Linked DNA regions of Mus musculus: region 1 is linked to region 2. The links are chromatin loops, found by intact Hi-C in ENCODE. Cell type or tissue: heart. All regions are shown on one strand. Links, peaks and the distances in the headings refer to the core of each region. The heading gives the core; the rest is flanking DNA. Region 1 overlaps Sarm1 (sterile alpha and HEAT/Armadillo motif containing 1). Region 2 holds the start of Lyrm9 (LYR motif containing 9).

Evidence for each region. A loop is a pair of places that touch in the nucleus more often than their neighbours do. Peaks named below come from ENCODE experiments on the same cell type or tissue, not always from the same donor. Only the 100,000 strongest peaks of a DNase experiment are listed, where the experiment ranks them.
Region 1: a loop joins it to region 2, with 4 times the contacts of the local background. A loop is called at or near these places in 4 of 42 quality-filtered maps.

What each region holds. Positions count from the first base shown.
Region 1 is chr11:78,482,055-78,494,088 of GRCm38, forward strand. Sarm1 (sterile alpha and HEAT/Armadillo motif containing 1) reads right to left here. Exons shown (of 9, transcript NM_172795.3): 2 at 8,513-9,131; 3 at 5,862-6,074; 4 at 5,510-5,601; 5 at 5,169-5,404; 6 at 1,380-1,482; 7 at 1,103-1,292. Among named protein-coding and RNA genes, the nearest start is that of Sarm1, 9.7 kb to the right of the region's middle. In heart, for the core only: CTCF peaks have their summits at 6,310 (motif pointing right) and 8,844; a DNase peak (open chromatin) is centred at 6,317; H3K4me3 peaks cover 844 bases; H3K27me3 peaks cover 7,283 bases.
Region 2 is chr11:78,821,863-78,833,896 of GRCm38, forward strand. Lyrm9 (LYR motif containing 9) reads left to right here and starts at 4,733. Exons shown (of 4, transcript NM_001076681.2): 1 at 4,733-4,774. It also overlaps the pseudogene Gm23219. In heart, for the core only: a CTCF peak has its summit at 6,771 (motif pointing left); a DNase peak (open chromatin) is centred at 4,689; H3K4me3 peaks cover 1,298 bases; H3K27ac peaks cover 4,196 bases.

The DNA.
Region 1 (12,034 bases), core at 2,337-10,336, 340 kb before region 2:
CTCTTGTGACTGCCCTCCTCCCTTAGACGCTCTGTACTCAGGCTCCATAGTGCTCACCCAGCAAGTGCGATCCAGGTGAACGTGGAATAATTAGCTCTCCACAGGGAGTCGAAGCAACCAACCAAACCACACAAACAAAACCCTCCCAGCCCCACTTTGTCACGCTTGCCCATTTCTTTGGGGTAAATACTACCACCATGGCCAGTTTCAAGCCACCATCATGACGCCCCTGGATGCGAAGTTCTCTCCATTATCTCTCAGGTCGGCTGAATCCCTAACCCTCTCTCCATTCTGTCACGGAACATGATAGAGGTCCCGGGAAAGAGCACGGGCTTTAAAGTCAGATTTCAAACCCCAGCCTGTCTGATCCCCACACAACAAGCATGCTGCCCCTCTGACCTTCAGCCTAAACTCAGGTCATCATGTCTGTGACATCTTTTTTTTTTTTAAAAAAAACTGTATGTATATGTGTGTGTATGGATATTTGTGGGTACCTTCAGAGGACAGAGGGGGTGTTGGATCCCCTAGAGAGGAAGTTATAGGAGGCTGTGCACAGCCTGATGTAGGTGCTTGAACTCCAGTCTTCTGTAAGAGCAGCATGTGCTTTTTAACCACCAAGCCATCTCTCCAGCCCCTAACTAGCATTCTTAAATTTCTCAAGGTTTGCCTCCTCCATGAAGCCTACCCTGATTATCTCAGCCCTGGCTTAGTGTTTACATTAGTCATTGTGGACATAATTTTACATTAGGGTTTTTTTTTCAGTTTTTTAATTTTGATTTATTGAGACAGGGTCTCACTGTAAAGCCCAGGCTGGCTTCAAACTCACAGACATCCATCTCTGCCTCCCAAGTGCTGAGATCAAACGTGTGCACCACCACTGGCCTGGCTCAAGTGTTCTTTTTCCATGCATTTTTATCCCTCCCTGACATCACTGTACAACCTTATAAATGGATAAGACAGGTCAGTCATTCCTGCTTTGTAGATGAGAAAACCAAACTGGGATTGATCACGGCCGGGTGTGCAGACTACAAGGGACGCGGGAAAGCCTCGAGCTTTCCACCCCAGGCCATGTTTCAGCACAGAGGCCCGGGCCAGCACCTACCTTGTGCACCCAGTCCTTGCAGTCATGGTCCTGCATGCACTTATCCAGCGCCCCAGCAGACAGCACCAGGACAAAATTGCGAGCCGCTATGACGCTTTGGATAAGCTTGTCCTCGAATTTGCCGGCTTCCAGCTTCTCCACGTCGATGAAGACGCTGAAGCCGTGAAGCTGCAGGTGCACCTTCAGGAGGCTGCGGGGTGGGGGTGGGGGAAGAGGGTCAACACTTTGGCGGCCTGGCCCCAAACCCCAGCCACCAAACCCGCGTGCCCCTTCTCACCTGGCCAGCTGGGACCCTGAGTTCCTCCGGTAACTGATAAAGACATCTGGGGTGTCCCCACTGAGCTTGCCTCCAGTACAGGGCAGCGGGGAATGTAGCATTTCTGGAGCCAAGGAAAGAGACATGGAGGTGAGGGTGGCTCTTCCCCACTGCTTATCACGGGGTCCATCATCGTGGAGACTTGGTCTCCTCAAGCTTCTCAGGCCAGTCTGGGCAAAGTGACCTGATTCGGAAAAGTTGTCATCTCTCAGCAAGCCCTGGGCAGGAAGGATCTGAGCTTTAGGGACACTGACGCGAATCTCTAGCTGTACCTTCCTTCTGAACTGCAAACTGCCTTAGCCAGTTGCCCACAAACACTCCAAACTGAGCCTACGTTAAGCCCCTCCCCCTGGTCCTTCTTCCTCTGTCCTACTGGAAACCCAGGCTTCTGCCTCAGTTCCTGCCTAACATTTTAGTTGGTAAATGCCGGTAAATGCCGGTACTCCTCAATTTATAGTAGTGTCCTGAGATACCCACAGTGACTGTAAACTCCTGCACGGGAAGGTGTATTGACTCCACCTCCTAGATGTCCTAGCTTAGCCTAGCCTACCTTACAGGGTTCCCAGAGCAGCTACCTTAGTCTGCAGCTAAGCAAAAACATCCAATACAAAGCCTGCTTCACAAAACTCTAGTTTTCTGATCTCTGTGATGAAAGTGAACGTGTAGCTGTGCTTCACATCACCATGAAGGGGGAAAGCTGCAGACTAGGCACAGCGGCATGTCATCCCAGCACTGGGAAGTGGGGGCAGAAAGTTCACAAGTTCAAGGCTAGTCTCAGCTCTAAAGCAAGTTTAAGACCAGACTAAACCACACAAGACCCTGTGTCACACACACACACACACACACACACACACACACACACACACACACACAGCTAAGTGAATGTAATGAAGTAGGATAACAAACTGCATGGCGAGGGAACTCAGCTCAGTGGGGCACGCTTGCTTCTCATGTGCAATATGACACACATACACACAAAAAAGGCAACAGAGCATGGAGAATGTAAAGTGTGCATGGTGGTCCTGCCTGCAACCCTAGCCCTGCAGAAGGGAGGAGGCTGGAGAAAGGGGATCTCCAGAGCCAATGGCCACCCAGCTTAGCCAGGTAAACTCTGAATTCAGTGAGACCCTGTCTCAAAACAAACAAACAAACAAACAAAACCATGTGGTTGTGTTGGCCCACACTGCAATGCAGCACTGGGAGACAGGCAAGGTCTCTGTGAGTTTGAGGCCAGCCTTGATCTGTTTAGTGAGTTTCAGGCCAGCGGGGCTATGTAGTGAGACCCTGTCTCAAAACAAAGAAACAAACAAATAAATAAAAACCCAGTGCCAAGCAATAGAGGAAGAGGACACCCCAACATTGGCCTTTGGACTCCACATGCATGAACACACATGCAGACATACAAAGGAAATACACACATAAAATAACAAAATGAAAACAAAGAAAACAAAATAGAAAAAAAGACCTAAAATAACAAAATGAAATAGTAGGCTGTGGTGGTGCACACCTTTGAACCCAGCAATCAGGAGGCAGAGGCAGGAGGATCTCTGAGTTCGAGGTCAGCCTGGTCTACAGAAGGAGTTCCAGGACAGCCAGGACTACATAGGAAAACCCTGTCTTGGAAACCCACAATTAATTAATTAATTAATTAATTAATTAAAATGTAAAAAAATAGAACAAAACAAAAATAAGGATTTCATGGTTCTTTATTTTCCAGAGTAGCAATTATTTTTGCCTTAGAACCTTATTTTTCAAAAAGAAAGAAATCATAGCCGGATGAGATGGCACACACACCATTAGTCTCAGCTCTTGAGAGGCAGAGGCAAGTGGATCTCTGAAGTTCAAGGGCAGCCTGCTCAAAGCTACACAGAGAGATTCTGTCTCAAAAGTGAATGAACACAAAGCAAAGAAAGAACAACAACAGAAGGGGTCCTGTAGCTACAGAAGCTGCAGCTTTCCTTAAAGCAGGAAGACAGTCCCTGGCGCCATGGAGGTGCGGAGTATGTTCTGGCCTAGTGGATGGATAAAATGAAGTGGACTCATCTTCTAATAATACCCACAATTAACACCCACACACTTTTGTTTGTCTAGGATGCAGAAAAAGAAAAATAGGCTCAAATCCCAGTTGTCGTTTAATGGCTTTTATAACCTCGGGAGATGTATTCAGATCCTTTCGTTTTCATTTTATTATCTCTAAAATTAAACCTAGGATGGAAACGTTCGGTCTTTTCAAAACTCTGCCAGGTTTAAATCCTAGCACTCAGGAGGTAGACAGAGGCAGGTGGATCTCTGTGAGTTCAAGGCCAGCCTGGTCTACAAATAGGACCAGGACAGACACAGAGGATCCCTGTCTTAAAACAACAACAAAAACAAAAACAACCAAAAAACCAGCCAAACTGGGGGTGGGGGGGGGCAGGGAGGAGATCTTACATTTATATATGAATACATGGGGTGAGGTGCCACACAGTGCCTGGGAAGGTCAGAGGGCACCTTGTGTGTCTTCTCTCCTATGACATGGGTCATGGAGCCTGACCTCAGGCCATCAGGCTTGCCCACAAAGCCTTTGCCCACTGAGACATCTCATCAGCGCCAAGAGCCTTGTTTTATTCTTTAAAAAGTTATTAAAGTTAATTTAAAATACTGAACTCCCACAACATAGAATAGTAATAAAATAATTGGGTTATCTGCTTTGTTTTGGTTTTTGAGACAGGATCAATTTATATAGCCCTGGATAGCCTTGTACCCATACGTATATCAAGTTCACCTTGAAGTTTTCAGCAATTCTCCTGCCTCCACCTCCCAGGTGCTGGGGTTACAGGTGCACACCTCACACTCAGTGCTGAGATTATATGTGAAAAGCTTACTACAAGGTCTTGAGAAATGACTCAGAAGGTAAGAATACTGGCTGCTCTTCTAGAGGACCCAGATCCAGTGCCAAGCATTCACATGGTGACTCACAACCATTTGTAATTCCAGTTCTAGGGGCTCTGATGCCCTCTTCTGGTTTCTATAGGCAGCAGAAGCTCATGAGGTATACATACATACATACATACATACATATATACATACATACACATGCTCATGCACACAAATTTAAAAAATCAATCTTAGCTGGGCAGTGGTGGCACACGTGATAGCCTGGGATATATGGTTACTGACCCCTAAGTGCTAAAGAGTAAATTATCCAGTGAAAATGAGTCAGGGAGAAAAAGGAGCAGCCACTGCCCTAGGTTCTGCTGGGACAGACCACCAGAACTCAGACATTGTAAGCTGTTGGATTCTAGGATAATTCTAGAATTCTTGCCCCCTTACCCCCACCTCAAACAACAAATGCTCCATCAATAGTACCCATGTATTATCCTTCCTGTCCTTGCTAAAGCTGCCCCTGCCTGCCCTTCCTGTTCTCCCTGTCCTCACACATCCCTCAAAGCCTGGACAACCCCTCCTCTCCAAGTCTGAACCTGGGCGACCAAGACAGGCAGTGATTCCTCTGGGCTACACTCGGGTCCTGGGAATGCTTCCTACTGTGGCCATCTGCCGATTGTATACCTCCTTACTCCTGTTCTGGTACCCATCTCCAGCGGAGGACTCCTTATGGACAAAAGGAAGCAAACTCGTCTTTACATCCTCGCAGCCCAGTCTAACCCAGTCAGATGCTCCTTGTCAGGGGAGGCTCTGCATCTCCAGCGTGCTCCTCCCCTCCCTTTCAGGATTGGAACTGGAGTGGGTTTCCCAGGTGTGCTCACTTACCTCTGGCTGCAGAGAGGATGCGCGTGCGGTGCACTCCCAGGCGGATGCCACAGTCCTCCAGGAGCTGCTGCTCTGACACGCGGTGCAGCAGGGAGCGGTCCAGACCGCAGCTGACCAGGCCATAGGTGTACTGGCGGAAGCGAGGATCCAGGCTGCCCAGCCAGTCCGCTAGGTTGCTGCGGTCGCAAGTAGCGTAGCTGGCGAAGGTCTTGAGCTCTGTGAGCTCCCTAAAGAACCTGCCCAGGAGATAAAAGTCGATGCAGTTCTGATGCTAAGGGTGCTAAGGATGAACAGGGCCAAGATAAGACCCAGTTGGATTAGACTGGCTGGGGCCTCCTTACCTCTTGCGGGTGATGCTTGATTTCATGCCTAGGTCTGTCTGGAGTTCTTCATCTGTGAGTCTTAGAAGCAGGTCACCATCTACCTGCTGCTCCTGGGGGAGGGGTAGGTATGAGGAAGGCTCTCCCCATGACCCCAAGATATAAGGGGAAGGAACAGGAGGTTGTAGTGAAGACTGATGGGACCCCGAAGGTGGCTGAATGGGTTTCCCACCCCTAAAAGGCCACCTTGACTCAGCTGGCGTGAGGCCTATAGGGCACCAGGACGCCTGTGCTCGGGACACCCGCAGAGGCCACGCGACCCTCGGGGATGCGCCCTTTCTGTGTAGGGGGAGGTGGCTGCCCGCAGCTCTACCCGAAAGTTCTCGCAGTACTGGGAGAAGCCGATCTGCTGTAGCCAGGTCTGGACCTCAGCTTCCTTCCAGCTGGCCACGCAGGGCAGGATGCGCCTTGGCACCTCCTCGCCCAATAGGCGCAGCGCGCGCTTGGCCAGCGCCGACGTGGTGCCATTCGTAGAGTAAGAAACCAGGCGTTTCAGGCTCTGGATAGCGCCGATGTCGCTGAACACCTTAGGAAGGAAGATGGATAAAGGCGCCTGAGGTTTCCAGCTCCCCAGCTGCCACCAAACGTGTCCAATCCCATCTCCTGCCTCTTCTCACTAAAGGCCCACCAACTGCCCTAGCCTTCATCACTAAGTCACCCCTCCCACCTCCGTCCCCACCTCTGCCATGTATTTACCCTCCTGAAACTCATCCATTCTTGATTAGGACCTCCAACTAGTCTGTAGTTCTCAATGTGACCGCGAGATGGCAGCGGACCCCCACACTCCCAGTTCCCGCATCTGTGGTGTTCTTTTAGCCTGACTGGAATCCCACTACTTCATGGGAATCCGGATTCATGACCAACCCCTCCATGCATTTCGCTTTGATTCCTCCATAGTTTGGTCCACACCTCCAGTTGGTCCTACTACCACACTCTGAATGTCCCTGTCACTATTTGACCATGGTGCTTCTGCTGGACTACCAGTTGAGGACATGTCTTAGTCACCACTAGAGCTCCATATCTATGATGGAAGATATGGAGTGGGACTCAGTATGTCTTTGTTGCTCAATTCTGTGTTCATTTAGCCTTGGTGAGAAAGAGCTGAGAAAGCTAAAGGCCAGCTTTGCTGCTTAGTGCAGAACAGGGATCCCTCTCCCTGTTCACCACTGTCACCAACTCCCAAGGGACCCCAGTGGAATGTAAAAGAGATGGACAGTGTAGTGACAGTGTTAAACCTGTCCTGTTGTAAGACTAAATCCCACAAGCTTTTTGCAATGAAACTCTCACTAATCCCATGATAAGGACAAGAGCCGGTGATGTGGTCTAACACCCTCAGTTTTCCAAAAAAGTAAAAACTGGCCCAGAGGAGGGAATCCAGCTGCCCAAGATCACACAGTAAGTCAAAGAAGTAGGAGATGCTGTGGTTTAGATCTTGGGCATGGGGACCCTCTGTGACTCAGATGACCAGTATTTAGCTGATACCCTGAGGTCCTACCCTAAGGCTCTGTCTCCAGCTGTTATGATCTCTTTTCTATACTCTAGGTGACATAACTGTCCACTGAAGCTTCCCAACTGGAAGCTTCTGCTGGGCACCCCAAATTCAACACCGCCCACTGGTCTCCCCCTTCCCTGTGATCTCTTACCCAGTTTACTCTTTATACTCATGGCCAAGGGCACCTTCAACCCCTGCTCCCTTTTCTAAGCATCAGTCCTTTATCTGCCCACACCCCTCCCTTCTTCCACGTTCTTCTTCTCTTTCTGCTTTGTTTGCCTGTTTGTTTTCGAGACAGGGTTTCTCTGTAGCTTTGATTGTGTTGGAACTCCCTCTGTAGACTAGGCTGCCTTTGAACTCACAGAGATCTGTCTACCTCTGCCTCAAGAGTGCTGGGATTAAAGGTTTGCTGTACTAACACCTGGATCCTTCCTCCACTTTCTCAGTTTGTCCCCCAATATCCACAGCAACCTAGAGGTACCCTTGTCACATCGACGTTTATAGCAGCCAGGTTGATCTTTGTAAAATTCAAGGCTCTCAGGGCTGAAGGCATGGCTCGGCAGTTTAGAGCACTGGCTACTCTTCCAGAGGACACGGGTTTAATTCCCAGAGCCCACAGGGCCACTCACGCCTGTTTATAACTCCAGTTTGAGGGCTTCTGACACCCTCACATAGGCACACATGCAGGCAAAATATCAATGAACATAAAAATCTTTTTTTTTTTTTAAATCGAGGATCAGGCTGGAGAGATGGCTCAGTGGTTAAGAGCACTGACTGCTCTTTCAGAGGGCCTGAGTTCAATTCCCAGCAACCACATGGTGGCTCAGAAACATCTATAATGGGAGCTGATGCCCTCTTCTGATCTGTCTGAAGGTAGCAACAATGTATTCACATACACGAAACAAACAAACAAATTTTTTTTTTTAAACTGAGGATCTGCAGGACAGTGGAGGCGCACCCCTTTAATCCCAGCACTCTGGAGGCAGAGGCACGCGGATCTCTGAATTCGAGGTCAGCCTGGTCTACAGAGTGAGTTCTAGGAGGGCCAAAGCTACACAGAGAAACCCTGTCTCCAACAACAACAACAACAACAACAACAGCAACAACAATAACAAATCGGGGATCTCCTACTTTAAAAGCTCTCAGTATCTTCCTCTTGTTCCCAAAGGCCAAGTACAACTTTGAGTATAACCTTCAAGGGCAAAATGACTGGTCCCTCTACCTTCTGCCTGCCCCACCTAATTTCTTGTAACTTTTTTAAAAAGCCCTGGCTGGCCTGGAAATCTATACGTAGACCAGGTAACCTCAAAGTCACAGAGGTCTGCCTGCCTCTGCAGACATACGGCCCCACCCTTGGGTATGTTTCACTCTATTCTTACAAGTACTCCAAATTCCAGTTACAGATCACTTCCTCTGAGAAACCTTCCCAGACTCTCTCTAACCCTTGAGCTTCCCTTCTCTAACATCAGTACCTTGGTCTTTCCCTGTAGGCTCTTGATGGCAGCCTCTGCGCACAGGTAGAATGCTCCTATGCACTGAGCCTCCAAACGCGACGAATCGAGCAACAGCACCAGGCTCTGCAGGTCGTCTGGTCCACGACCCTGGCTTGTGTCACTGGCATCCACCAGGCAGCGGGCGAAGCGGCCGGGGTCCAGCGATGCCACGAGCGGCTCGACAAGCGCCAATGTGCCAGAATGCTCGACCTCGCGTTCCACCTCCTTGTTGGTAGCCAACACCGCCACCGCCAGGCAGGCGTGCAGCCGCAGCAGCTCGTCCTCCTTGGAGAAAGCGAGCGGGAAGAGCCACTCGGCGGCGCGCTTCTCCACCATGCACCGCTGCACCGTCTGGCCCCCGTGCAGCGCGCAGTTCGCCAGCGCAAGAGCGCAGTGGCGCAGCAGCGCCGGGTCTGTGCGGCGGCACCAGTACAGCACCGCGTCGAGGCCTCCGGCCGCCACCAGCCGCTGGCACGTCTCCTCCGAGTGCTTGAACATGTGCTCCAAGATGCCCGCCACGCTTCGTGCCAGTTCCACAGGCTCGCGCTCCTTCGCCAGGTTCAAGATCACGCCTAGACCGATGCGCGCCACGCGGTCCCTACAGAGAGACAGAAGGAGAATCGTCATGTGGCTGCTGTCTCCAGAGCTTGGCTTTCTCACGGAGGCCTGGCCTGATCTCTGGGTCTCACGAGTGTGAGTCATGGCAGACAGAATTATTACCCTTTCTGTTCTGATCCTGACTTCTGTCGCTGGTTATCAGAAAGCACTAACCTGGCTACAGCCACCATCTCCTCTACCCTCTCTCCAAACACGGTTGAATGTTTTCAACCCTATGGTCAGACCCTGGGCCTTCCTGGGTCCTTCTCTTCTGTTTTCTAATTGCAAACTTAGGTCACCTCATTTCTCGACTTCAGTCTCCTCAACTCATGAATGGGAAAATAATACATATCTTATAAAAATATTACCAGGGCTAACACAATATTCCATAGAGGTTGGAGAGATGTTCTGCCATTCAGAGTGCTTGTTGCTCTTGGCAACGAGGTCCAGAGCTCAGCTCCCAGCATCCATATCGAGCCACATGGCTCACAACTGCCTGTGACTTTAGTTCCAGGGAACCTTTGCTCTCTTTTGGTCTTGGAGTGCACCTGAACACACAGGCACATACACATACATCCACAGATGAAAATAAATCTTTAAAAAGATAATCCATTAAAAAGTGCTTGGGACAGAGCTGTCACATAGAACCCAGCAGATGTGAATTTGTCATTTGATGTATTACTAGAAGTGTACCACTCTTAACCTTGCTTGACCAGTGTGTGCTCATTCATTCACTCGGTCGATGGTTTTTGAGGACCTACTGTGTGCCCAAGTTGGTACTAGAGAGGCTGATGATAAAGAGTGATTAAGCCTGACTGTATCTTACTCAGCCCCAGCAAATAAGGCCAACGATGAGCAAGCAAACAATGAATGCGCCAGCTCACAGTAGAAAGGCACTATGCTAGCAAACTAGATGATGTCATGGAGGAGGGACGGATGTGTCTAAGGAGATTTTTTTTTTTAAGATTTATTTATTTATTATATGTAAGTACACTGTAGCTGTCTTCAGACACTCCAGAAGAGGGCGTCAGATCTTGTTACAGATGGTTGTGAGCCACCATGTGGTTGCTGGGATTTGAACTCCAGACCTTCAGAAGAGCAGTCGGGTGCTCTTACCCACTGAGCCATCTCACCAGCCCATCTAAGGAGATTTTTATCTGGGAAATAACATTGAGAAACCTGCCTGCAAACAGTTAAAAGAAGAGCCTAACGTGTGTGTGTGTGTGTGTGTGTGTGTGTGTGTGTGTGTGTGTGAGAGAGAGAGAGAGAGAGAGAGAGAGAGAGGCAGAGGTGGAGAGAGAGGAGCCAGGGCAAAGGTTTTGACACTGTGGAGCCCCCCTGTTTGAGGAAGAGAAAGGAGGCCAGAGATAAACACAGTATCGAACATCAGCAAAGAAAAAAAGGAAATCAGGAAGGGATTTACTTAGAATATGTGTAAGTAAATATTCAAACCAACCTAATGCATGAAATTCAATAGAAAATGGGCAGAGTCTTAGACAATATAAAGGAGAAAATCTAAACTATTAGCAAACAGGAGACACTCCAACCTTCTGAGAGTCAGAGGCTGGTAGTCAGAATAAACATTGCCTAGTAGGTGGGCTAACACAGAGGGCTGGAAGGTTGTGAACTTCTTGAAGCACTGTGGGAGGGGTGGCCACTGGGTCAGTTATTCTGGAGAGCAGGTGATCCCTTCTAAAAAGAGTCCAATTGAGGGCATATCATAAAGGTGTTTAACATGGTACTATTTATGAAGAAGGAAGTTGGAGCCATTAATATTAATTCCAGGGGTTATTGGAGAGGGGCCCATTCACTGTAACAAATGATTGAGTAGGTTGTAACACGAAGGATCTTCATTTTTTTTAATTGTTATTTTTGTTTGTTTTTAGACAGGGTTTCTCTGTGTAGCCCTGGCTGTCCTAAAACTCACTAGGTAGACCAGGCTGACCTTGCAACAGTATGTAACATGAAGGATCTTATGACCCTAACACAGAGTTGGAAAAAAAAAGTACTACATAATACAGCATCATTTATGTAAATTAAAAACATCTGCACTCAAAACAAGTCTGAAGGTTTTACTAAGCTGGACACAGTAACACAAATCTATAATCTCAGCTATTCAAGAAATTGAGCCGGGCATGGTGGCACATGCCTTTAGTCCCAGAATCGGGAGGTAGAGGCAGGAGGATTTCTGAGTTCGAGGCCAGCCTGGTCTACAGATACAGAGTGAGTTCCAGAACAGGACTACACAGAAAAACCCTGTCTCAAAAAACCAAAAAAAAAAAAAAAAAAAAAAAAAAAAAAGAAAAAAAAGAAAGAAAGAAAAAGAAAAAAAAAGAAAAAAGAAATTGAGGCTACTATGGAAGTGGTGACTCAGCAGAGGTAGGTGGATCTCATGAGTTCCAGACCCTTCTATAGAGTGAGTTCCAGGACAGACAAAGCTACACAGAGAAATCCTGTCTCAAAACAAAACAAAAGAACCCCCATACACAAACAAACAAACAAACAAACAAACAAAAGAAGTTGAGAATTGAAAGCTCAAGGCCCAGACTACATAGTGAGTTGTTGTCTGGTTTAGGCAACTTACAGAACTCTTGTCTCAAATAGACAGACAGACAGACAGGCAGGCAGGCAGGCAGGCAGACAGGAAGGCAGGCAGGCAGGCAGGCAGGCAGGCAGGCAGGCAGGCAGGCAGGCAGTCAGTCTGGAGAGGATGCAGATCAATGGCAATGTTTAACATTTGTAAGGTCCTGAATTCAATCTGTAGCAGAAGGAGGAGGAGGAGGAGGAGGAGGAGGAGGAGGAGGAGGAGGAGGAGGAGAAGGAGAAGGAGAAGAAGAAGAAGAAGAAGAAGAAGAAGAAGAAGAAGAAGAAGAAGAAGAAGAAGAAGAAGAAGAAGAAGAAGAA
Region 2 (12,034 bases), core at 2,271-10,270:
CAGCTTCACTTGTCCAGCCCTTTCTCTTCGTGACAGTATCCATAAGGTTAAGTCCCTCCTCCTCTCCTCTAGTTTCTTCTCATCCCTCCTCCTTCCTGCCACTCTTCTCCGTTTTCTCCAACTAATTCTAGTTAATAATTATCTCCTCCATTTCGGTGGCATTGGATTCTTTTGTTTCCCTCTTTAATGATTCCTTTATTTTATTTTTTATGTGCATTGGTGTTTGCCTGCATGTACGTCTGCGTGAAGGTGTCCGTTCCCCTAGAAGTGGAGTTACAGACAGTTTCGAGTTGCTATGTGGGTGCTAGGAATTGAAACTCGGTCCTTTGGAAGAACAGCTGCTGAGCTATCGCTCTAAGCTTTTGCATTGAATTCTTATCTGTGGCCATTTTCGTCGTCTTCATCATCATCATCATCATCATTTTAGTTTTTTGAGATAGAGTTTCTCTATATAGCTCTGACTATCCTGGAACCCTGTAGACCAAGGGCTCTGCTGCCCTCAAACTCAGACATCTGACTGCCTTTGCCTACTGAGTGCTGAGAATCTGTGACCATCTTAAGATTCTGCATATGGGCTGGAGAGATGGCTCAGTGGGTAAGAGCACCTGACTGCTCTTCCAAAGGTCCTGAGTTCAAATCCCAGCAACCACATGGTGGCTCACAACCATCTGTAATAAGATCTGACTCCCTCTTCTGGTGTGTCTGAAGACAGCTACAGTGTACTTACATATAATACATAAACAAATAAATAAAAAAATAAATAAAGATTCTGCATATGCCACCAGTAGAAACAGACAGTTTGAACCTGGTAAAGTAGAGCTTGCATTAAACAGGATCAAAAGACAAAAAAAAATTAAAAAGAAAGAAAGAAAAGAAACACATTCATAGGCGCACCAACTCCTTTGTAAGATGGGTCCGAATGTGCCTGCGGCAAGCGTTTGCTTTCCTCTCTTTCTCTCCCCCATGTCCCCCCTCCTCTTCTCCCACCTCTTCCTCCTCCTCCTCTTTCTCTTTTTCCTCCTCTGCCCTTCCTCTTCCTCCTCTTCTTCAGTAGTTGTTATAGGTTCATGGTTCATGCTGTGGAGTTCAGGCTTGTCTCAAACGCAGGATTCTGTTCTAGCGCCCCCTAGCTCTGGCATTACACTCATGAATCACCATGCCTGGCTACACTTAACTCTTTTTCATGGGGAAAAAAAAAATCCATTCCAAAGGTAATTTACATAAAAATTGTGGCTATTGGTATAAATGTTATTTACAGTCTTAAGTCACGAGATGTATCCTAAAAACAAACAAACAAACAAAAAAAACAGACGGAAAAGCAGAGACCAAAGCCTAGAGGTGGTACGTACTGATTTCCTGTGTGGCTTCACATGCAGCCACTGTCAATAAATAACTACAGAACACATCAGAAGGGTAGAATGATGTGTGCCGGCCCGGTGGGTTAGCGTCACTGTGCTGCAGAAAGCAACACAAGACCAAAGTCCTGGAACACCAGACTCGATCCTGTAGCTCGCGTGCTGTGACTACTCCTGGTTTGCCTTTCCCCTCATACTCCTTTTTATAAAAACCTCGAGTCCCTGTTCATCCCCTTCTCCCACCCAGCAATTACAGAAGAAAAGACACTAGATGCCTGAGATCTCACATAACCTTTTACACCCGATATTTTCACTGTCTTACTAACAACCCTCTCTAGTAGTCAGCAAGGGCTATGTTTTGCAACACCCCAGGGTGGCAAAGATCTGTATGCGGGATTTTTTTCCCCCCATTTTTGCCTTGGTGATCTCTTTTGGCACATCCACCTGTCACTTTGTGCCCCTCTCCCTGTGTTCTGGCAGAATTTGAGTCATGCAAATTGCAAACTGGTAAATAGCAACTTTGCATATTTTGAATAGGAGGGAACATCAAGGTAGAACGCATCCTGTATGCCCAGAGAAATGGGAGCCGGGGAGGCCTGAGAGCCAGGGCAGGTCCAAGGGCCTAAGTATATTCTTCAAAGTATTTTATCATACTCATTACAGCCATTGTATATTTATGAATTAATTTGAATTATTTACATGGTCAACATTTGAGACAATAACCCGAAATAATCAAAGCATGCAAATGCATCGTTTCTCTTTGAAATGTGGAAATGGGGCTAGGGAGCTGGCTCAGTGGGTGGAACAGGCACTCCCGGTCAAGCCTGCCAGCCTGAGTTCATTTTCCTGGACCTACACACACACACACGCACACACACACACACCACAGCACATACACATAACAATAAGCAAATACATGTAATTTTTAAAATCTGGAGGTTGAGGTAAACTGAAAAGCATCAGAATGTCTTGCCTCTTTCTCTACAGAGCAGTTCCAAAGCTGCCACTACACGTCATTACAGGTCAGGCTTCATGACACGAGTTCAGAACATGGCCATTTGGTTCTGAGGGGGAGCCGATAAATTCCCCAGGGAGGAGGGATCTCCTGCACGGCCAACCCTTGAGTGATAAATTTCTTAAGCAAAAGGTCTTTAAAATTCCACTGACCTGTGCTCGCTTCAGCAGCACATATACTAAGATTATCACAGCCCCTGTGCAAGGATGACACGCAAATTCGTGAAGTGTTCCATATTTAATAAAAAAAAGAAATTCCACTGACCTGTAAATATCATGCAGCCTGACACCAGGGCGCCCAGCTGCCAATCTCAGTGTGGAAGAAAATGACAAGATGAGAATGGGTGGGTTTCCATTAGGTTACAGACTTGGTGCTATTTCAGTGAATGCTTGGACTGGTAAGAATTCTTTAGTTTTACTACTGAAATGAAAAGAAATTTAAAGTTTCTGTCAAGTTAAAAAGAATCACTATTTCCTTATTCTTTTTTTGTTTTTTATTTTCTTCCTTCCTTTCTTCTTTCTTTTGTTTTGTTTTGTTTTATTTGTGTTTTTTTTTTTTTTTTTTTTTTTGCTTTTACAAGACAAAACAGCCCTGTTTCTCTGTGTAACAGCCCTGGGTGTCCTGGAACTCGATTTGTAGAGCAGCCTGGCCTCGAACTCACAGAGCTCCACCTGCCTCTGCCTCTGGAGTGTTTGGATTAAAGGTGTGCACCTCCTTGCCTGGCTTGGATTATTCTTAAATCCAAGTTCTCACTGTGACTCGGTAAAAGAAAGGGAGCTGCTATCCACATCTCTCCCTCAAGCTAAAAAATAAAAAAATTTCTTTTCTGTTCTTTCTCTTTTGTGCTGCCTAGCTGTCGACAAAGAGTTTTCGAGAAAGATAAATGTTGTGTCTCTGTAAAGACAGAAGTAACACAAGAGGCAGGAAGGTGGAGCCTTTCGGAGGTAGAGCTAACAGCTTGCTTCTTGAATATTTTATGACCTAGGTATTAGAATGAGGCTTCTGAAGCAGGAACACGGAGATCTAGGAACAAAAGAGGGGGACTGAGAGAACAGATTGAAATTTCTTAAAAATATGAAAGGATCTTAATGTTGTACGAGAGAGTGGATTGGTGTCCCAGCAGGTTGCTCCTAGTAAGGGCTCTAAAAGCGTAATGATTTATTGATTGGATCTGCACTAATGACATGCCGTGATTATGCATGGGTAAATAAAAAGGCTGATTTATGAGGGTGCATTCGGATCTTTCAGATACAGTTGGTCCAAGTCTACAGTTTGAAAATAAATGAAGGAAATTATCTGGGTATTCCAGGGGAAGAATCCTCCCACACAGATTTGAAGACGGGGTAGAGTGTTAGCTGAAGAGGAGGAAGGGGGTGCTTTGTGTGTGGGGGGGGTGCGGGAGGGAGACGGTGGCATTCTAGAGAGTTGAAGATGAATCAGAGAAAGGAAGTAGTTCTGTTAAGAAATAGCCCCTGCTTCCTAAGAGGAAGAAAAATAGACTTCCGAGTGCTGCTAAACAGCGATGTTTACTTTTAAAAAATGAAGAAAAAAGGCATTATAAGCAATTGTCTTGTTAAAGCAGCTACATGAGGAGCGTGTGTAAGGAAATCGGGCTTTTCATTATAGGTAGATTTTTTTTAAAGCCCCGAAGAGGAAAGATGAAGAGAAGCAATGTTATCCACCGGCGCCCTTGCTGCCTTTCAGACAGCGGCCCAGAGAAGCTAGAAGCCTCATTGAACAGGGCGTTTGTCTCATGAAAAAGACCTGTCTTTATTTCTTTCAGGATATAAAACTTGTGTTTAAATCAATTCAGAGAAGCATTCTGACTTTAAACATGCGCGAGTGGGGAGAACCCGTTTAATGAAACAGCATTATTTCATTTTCAAAAAATGATCCCGGCAGTAGCTGCAAGTTAAGATTCTTCATTCTCTCCCTCGATTATAATTATAGCAGAGTTGAAAGGAAGCGTGCCTATTACTGTCATATGTATTCTTCTGACAGGTGTTGTGGGACTGTAATTTGATCAAGTGACTCGAAATGAAGACTCCCTTCCAAACATAATTCCTGTCATCAACATAACAACAGGAAGGACACGTCCTTCAAGAAGACGTTTCACAGATCTTGAGCACCCCTAATATTCTCCATTCGTGGGAATATGAAGAAGAGCTTGCCATCAGAGTTTGTATCCAAGGTTGTAAGGGAGACAAGGAAAAGCGGGCCGTGGTTCCAGCCAACTGGGCGGGGTCGGATCAGGAAGCCCGCACCCAGTAGGACCCCGAGTCCCGCGGATGGCCGGCAGAGGGCGCTAGGGTACCAGGCGGGGGCGGGGCTGCGCTTGCTTCTGCCGCGCAGGCGCAATCGTGTCGCTCGCGGTGTCTCCAGTTGGCGTCCGCCGGGAAGGCGGGTGAGCCGCGCTGCGCGGGCCCTTGGGCGGGGACTCGGGGGGCGGCAGGGGCGGGCTGGGGATTACCGAGGCTGCCTGCAGGGCCGGGATATGTGGAAGCCCTGGGGGCGATCTGCGGGCTCTCCAGGCTTTCCCCTAGTGCCAGCGACACCTGTCGCAGCCATAGTTGCCGCGCCGCGGAGGAGCGTGGGAGGCCGGGATGCGGTGTCGGAGGACACGGGGAGCCAGGTCTCTGCCATGTGCTGCTGGCATCTGCACTCGGCTGGAGCAGCCTCCGTTCTATGGTTTTCAAAGAGGAGACGTGCTACTCTCACTCGGTCTGCAGGAACACCCTGTTACCAGGAGTATCTGGAATAATTTTGGTCTTTGCAATATGTAACCCTATCTGGCCTTGAACTCGTAATCCCCCTGCCCCAACTTCCCAGTAGTACTGTGATTCCCGGCCAGTGCTAAAGTGCACACGTTTAATAACATTTAGAATGTGCGCAGATGTGCATCTATGGCCACTGTTGATTTTAGAACATTTACCTTGAAAGAAAACCATCTACATTTGCTGGCAAAACCCCTCTCCAGTCTCGTCCTTTCTCTTTGCGCTAGGCAACCACTTAGCTGATTTCCATAGATTTTGTTAGTTCTGAACATTTCACAGAAATGGAATCAATCATATGCAGCCCCGGTTATTGGTTTCCTGCGTCTTTTATGCCTCATTCAAAGCACGCACGTGGTAGCATATGTAAGTGCTTCATTCGCTTTATTACAGAATAATTTTCCAATGTTTGCCTGGATCAGATTTTATCTCCCCATGTGCCCAGTGATGGCCCTTGGGACTCATTTGAAGTCCTTACTCTTACATACCTGTCTTCTGGGTATAAGGTGGGGGTGGGGGTGGGGGTGGGCCAAAGAAAGGGAAGGATAAAGTGTATATCCTTGGGTGGCACGTGGGATTTGGCCAGGAAGAAAGAGACTGATTAGCTTAGCTGCTAACTAGGAGCTAGGAACAGCTCCGTGGTAAAAAGGTTGCCAGGCATCGTCAAGCCCCAGGATTCATTTCCAGCATCCCCACCTCCCACAGGGATGGACCAAAAACTGGTTCTGAAGGGTGTGCCGGTGGGAATGTAGGGAGGCTGGCCTGACCTTGGCTGTGTGGGAGAGGGACGAGGGGAGGCAGGATTGCTGGAAGAACATAAATATGCCAGATGGAGCCCTAGGGTGGGCGGGGGCAGGGAGCTAACCATTCCTATTTTCAACTTTCTCCATCATGAAGATTAATTGCGTATTTAAAAAAAATGGCTGGTGCAGGCTTAATTTAGCTTTTATCAGTACTCAATTGGGCATAATTTCGGGTTATTTTCTGCAGTTCCATTATCTTTTTAAATGTATGACTCTTTTTCCAATTATTTTTAGGTGACCCGTGTTAGGACACAGGTTAGTGATAACGACAGTGAGCTTACCTGTGATTGGGTCTTTTCTTCTTAGCACCTGTGCCAGCATTGTCACCTGGCACCCAGGAAGTTCCCTTTATGCCCCCCGCCCCCACCAATAGGTCATGTTCTTTAAGCTTTATAAACTGGTTTTGTTTCAGTTTTTTTTTTAAAGATTTATTTATTATGTGTAAGTACACTGTAGTTGTCTTCAGACACACCAGAAGAGGGCATCCAGTCTTGGGACAGATGGTTGTGAGCCACCATGTGGTTGCTGGGATTTGAACTCAGGACCTCTGGAAGATCAGTCAGCGCTCTTAACTGCTGAGCCATCTCTCCAGCCCCTTGTTTAAGTTTTGAGACAGGCAGGATCTTGGATAGCCCAGGCTGACCTCGAGCTTATTATGTAGCCTAGACTGGACCTTGAACCCAGGCTTCCTGCTTCTACCTCCTGAGTGCTATTACGGGGATATGCCACTAGACCCATTCAGTTCTGTATGTGAGTGTAATGAGTGTGTGTGTGGTCACAAGTGGAGGTCAGAGGACAGCTTTTGGGAATTGGTTCTCTCCTGCCACCTTGTGGGATCCAAGAGTTTGAACTCAGATTGTAAGGCTGGAGTCTAAGGCATCCTATCTCTCTAAGATTTTGTTTTTTAAAGCATTCCTTTGTGTGTGTGTGTAATTGACATTAGCCTGATTTTCTTTTCCATCTGTATTTGAGAGGGTGCTACAGTGCCCTTGTATTTCTGAAAGGAGCAGAGACTTGTGGCTAAGTTGTGAATGAATAGTCTAGTTTAGTAAGCATATCATGACTGAATCTGGTCTTGCACAGGCCCAGGAGAGTTCTTTGTGGATGGAATCCCTACTTGTGCATTTTGTTTTAGTTCTGGGGATTTAATTCAGGGACTCACACGTGCTCTGGAGGTGCTCTTAACACTGGCTTACTTCCCTGTCCCAGCCTTAGCATTCTTAGGTATACCCATTTAGCAGATGTCAGGGATGCAAGTAAGATTGTGAGCTTCAGAATCAAATAGGCCTATGGTTAGTTCCCTGCCTGACTGTGCACAGCTATGTGGCCACTGACAAATCACAGCTTCTCTGAGCCTTGGTTTCCTTATCTATAAAATGGGGCTAACGATACCTTCTCCAGTATTGTGTTTAAAGCTGTCATAATGAACTAATTAGCCTCATTGTGAAAGGTTGATCAGATATGAATGACATCAGCTTTGCAGAAGATTCTGGATAAACAAGGTGTTGGTCTTCTTAGTGGTCCTGTACACTCAGATGCCAGGGGAGATGTTTCGTGGATGAGCTATGCTGAGGACAGTTCTCTCTGTCCTGGGGTGTGATTGTCTCTGGGCTTTCATTACATAGAGATGACTTGAATAACACTCAGGCATCCCAGAGATTGTGCGGCCGGCTGGGGCTCTTATTAGACAGTACGAGATGGGGACACGGACTTAATAATAGTCCATGCAGAAAGGTACTTTGAAGTGGATGCCAGGGTCAGCAGGGTCTGAACAGAGAATGCAGTCTGAGCTGCATTCCTTGAATTCTCAGGTCACAGGAGTTGACAGGGTCATTGTTCATGGCACTGGTCCGAGCACAATCAGTCTGCTGTCTCTCACACTCTTGGTGTGCTTGAGAGTCGGGGGAGGAAGCTCAGGGATGAGGGAGAGTAGGGAGGATGAGAAGCACAGAGTAGGGCAGGGTGGGGTGGGGAAGATGGTAATCACTCCTATGCTGGAAAGGGGATGACAGAGGGTCTGAGGGAGTCAGTCGGCTTTGTGCGATGGACTTGCTGGTGATCAGGACAGAACTCAGACTCTTCACATTTCTTGTGCTTTTTAGTTTGTCTCCCGCCCCCTCAGTTTCTTGAGACAGGGTTTCTCTGTGTAGCCCTGGCTGTTCTGGAACTGCTCTGTAGACCAGGCTGGTCTTGAACTCAGAAATCTGCCTGCCCCTGCCTCCCGAGTGCTGGGATTAAAGGCATGTACAACCACCACCCAGCACATATCTCCTCTTAATACTTGTACCCGCATCATATAAGGATAAGAGCAAACACTACATAGCTACAATATCATCGTGATTCCCGACACCATTAGAAGGTTCAGACCATCTGGACAGTGTCAGCTGCTGTGAAGCTATGGAAAGGTTTTGGTTGAGGGGTTGATAAAGCACTACAACACCTCCCTCAGAGAAGGCTGCCGGGCCTTCCCTTAGTCCAGCTGAGAGCCTGATCAGGCTAGAGTGAGACGGGGTGACATGGCCTTTCTGAGGTCACCACAGTTCCTCCTGTGCGTTTGAGCTACTTCCTGTCTACCTGCTCTGCCTGTGCCTGTGTCAGTCTTACACTTAGCGAGCACCAGGAAACGTAGGTCTGGCGATGTGGAGAGATTTAATCAGTCCTGGGGGCAGGCAGGAGTGGTACGTGGCCTCAGTTCCCGCTACTGTCTCTACTGTTTGGAGGATGTTAGATGTTTACAAGTGACTGTTTTGGGGCTAGAATGAACAGGCTGAGCCTTTCCTACACAGGAGTTCTCTCGAAGCCCTTTGAACTGGGACCGTGACTCTTTCCTGGCAACTTTCTGTCTTAGGGTTAGAGTCAGGACATTTTTGGCTTTGTAGGGTTTGGACTTGCCAGCTCACAGAATTACAGGACAAATTCCTTGTCACATACACACACACACACACACACACACCAGACACACACATTTATCCCCTTCACACACACACTCATATACCCCACATGTACACCCATGCATACACTCACATACCCCACACTGACAGACACACACACTCTACACATACACACATACCTCACACCGACACACACACTGAGGCTCCTGACTAATATATCTGTCCCATGTCAAGCCTTCTGTCACCTGTCACAGGCTAGAGACCATCCCTAGACACAGCTGCCACAGACTGTCCCACTCAGCTAGAGGGGTAGGTGATGTAGACACAGGACTCCCTGGGCCATGGAGAGGGACCTGGGTGTTTTGTAGGCCGTCACCTTTCCTGCTCAGTGCCACGGGCACCGTTTCTGCCAGTCCCTCATTTTGATTGCAACTCTATTTGCTCGGTACATTTCTGTGCTCGTTCCTTAAAAACAACACACCCAAAATGGTTTTAAACATAACATTTTGAGAAAAGTTGCCAAGGTGACAAGGTGGGGGAGGATTCGGAGGTGACAAGGACAAGGGGGATTAGGAGGAGACTGGGTGCCCTGAAATTTGTTGTTTCAGGACCACTTAGGCTGTTGGGTGGAGAGCAGGTAGGGAAATGGATGGAAGGCGGAGAGGCCGGTTCTAGACTGTGGCAGGTGAGGCAGGAAGAGTCTGCACTGGAAGGAGCTGTAAATCTAAGAGGCACAGAGAGGTGGATTTTGAGAGGAGTTCAAGTGGCTTAGGGTTAGAAGGAGGAGGACTGGTTGGGCTTTGAGGGGCGATCTGAGCATCGGTTCCTGGAAGAGCTTTCATAGGGCACAGCTGGGGTTGGAGTCTGAGGTCAAGTCCGAAGGGCAGAACAAGAGAGCAAGCATTTTCCAGGGTCGGGGCTTCCACTATAGTCTTGGTGACGGTTCGTGGCCCCTAAATAATAGTAAACCCACACTTTAAATTAAATTAAAACAGTTTTTAGTTCAGCTCCTCTCAGTGGACCCACACATGTATTCTCTGCTGGTTATTACTAAGAATGACTAAGTAATATAATTGAGCTGAAAATAATCTTCCGCCCATACTTGCTGGGTTGGTTACTAAGTATTGCCTGGGTTTTAAAGCAGTGAAGCAAACTTGTGCTTTTTCCAAATGTTAAGTTTGAGGGCCGCAGATGGTAACCATCTGTTCCGGACTAGCATTTTACAATATTTGATTAGCACTTTATATAGTCTGGGGAAGCCTGCCAGGGGAGCTGCCTGTCGAGTTGGGACTGTAGTGTGTCCTCTGTGGTTGTCCTTGAGGGTCCTGCCCATCACAGCTTTTTTTTTTTTAAATTTTTATTTTTTAGATTTATTTTATGTATATGAGTATACTGTAGCTGTACAGATGGTTGTGAGACTTCATGTGGTTGTTGGGAATTGAATTTAGGACTCCTATTCGCTCTGGTCAACCCCACTTGCTCCGATTGACCCCGCTCGCTCCAGTCACCCCCCATCACAGCTTATGAGGTCACCCTCTGTGGGCTAGGCTAAAGCAGGGCCAGTCACTCTGCTGAAATCAGGGGGTTGAAGAGCCCTGTCCTGTTTAGACTTCCTTACAGCTGCAACCATTGAAATGGGTCATAAAAGTGGTTTGGTTTTGGTTTGGTCTGGTCTTTGAAACATATAGCCCAGGCTGTCCTTAAACTCATTACATACATAGCCAAGGGTGACCCTGTGATCTTGCTGCCTCCACCTCCCTAGTGCTGGCATATCAGGCCTGCACCGGCATGCTTTCTGTTTGCAGTGTTAGAGATTGTGCCCAGAACTTCCTAAACGCTAGGCAGGCGTTTTACCAACTTAAACACACCCCAGCCCCTGGAAGTAGAAGTGGGGTGTTGAGATCTATCAGAGTCTTTCAGGTTGAAGATGACAGAATCGCCGTTCCAAGCAGCTTTGCAGGTAATCGGAGTAATTTGTCAGGGTATTAGTTCTGGGGCCTGGGCTTCCTATGGATTTAACATTTTAAGACTTTGTTCTAGCAAGTTCCAGCTCTGCCTTCTGCTTGGAACCAAGAGGAGGCAAGATGGTATCCCTTGTAGAATTACTGAGTCTAGTTGGGAAGGGAGTCTTCCAGTACCAGTTGCTTATCTGCGAGCCAGGAGACGAGTGTGTATTGTTCCGAAAAGATATCCTTGAAATAGAATGTTGGTGCCTCTGACCCCAGCCTATCATGGTTCCCATGTTAGTGCAGGGATGTCTGGCAGTTCTAGTGGGTGGTTCTCCTGGCAGCGTTCTCTGCAGCCTTTGCAACTTTAAAACTAACACCAGTCACTCGGTCCCTTCTCTGAGCTTTTTCGTCTGGCAGGAGCCTCTCCCTCCTAGACAGGAAGCCTGCAATGAGGAGATAACAGGGTCCACGGCTGGTTCAGTTCATCCAGTGTGAAGCTTGCTGGGGGCCAGGCCCAGTGCTGAGGCTTGGGCCCAGCTCAACCACCAGAGCCTCCCGCATGACATCAAAGTGATTCACTCCCACGGAGGGTGGGGCGCGGGCAGTGAGAAAGGGCTTCCACTGAGAGGCTGGGAAGGGAGCCACGGCCATGCGGAGCTGTAGAGAACTGACATTCTTGATAGTTGGAGATTCTGGGGCACATTCCTGGGGCTGACATGGGTGCATCCAGGATAGCGGGTCAGAGCTCATTTGGTATCAAGTGTGGAATAGAATGGACTGACATTGGGTGCCAGGCATGGTCCCTTGGAGCAGTGGGCACACAGGCAAGATCAGGGCTGGAGGCACCTAATGGAAGGGTAACAGATCTTCGAATTTTAGAGCCCACCATTTAGAAACACCTGTACTCTCTTCAAAACACAAATCTGGGCCAATAACATGGCTCCGTCAGGGGAAGGGAGGTCCCTGCCTCTAAGCCTAATGACACCAGTTCAAAACTCAAGCCTACCTCATGGAAAGAGAGCACTGACTCCTGCAAGCTGTCCTCTAACCTTCACATGTGTGCTGTGACACACACACTCTTGAGTGTAAACACACACACACACACACACACACACACACACACACACACAAGTTCATCTTAGTTTGTACAGTAGGACCTGAGTTCAGTTCCCAGAATCCTCCTTGGGTAGCTGATCAGGAACTCCAGCTCCTGGGAATCCGATGCTTCTGGCCTCTTTGGGCACCAGTAC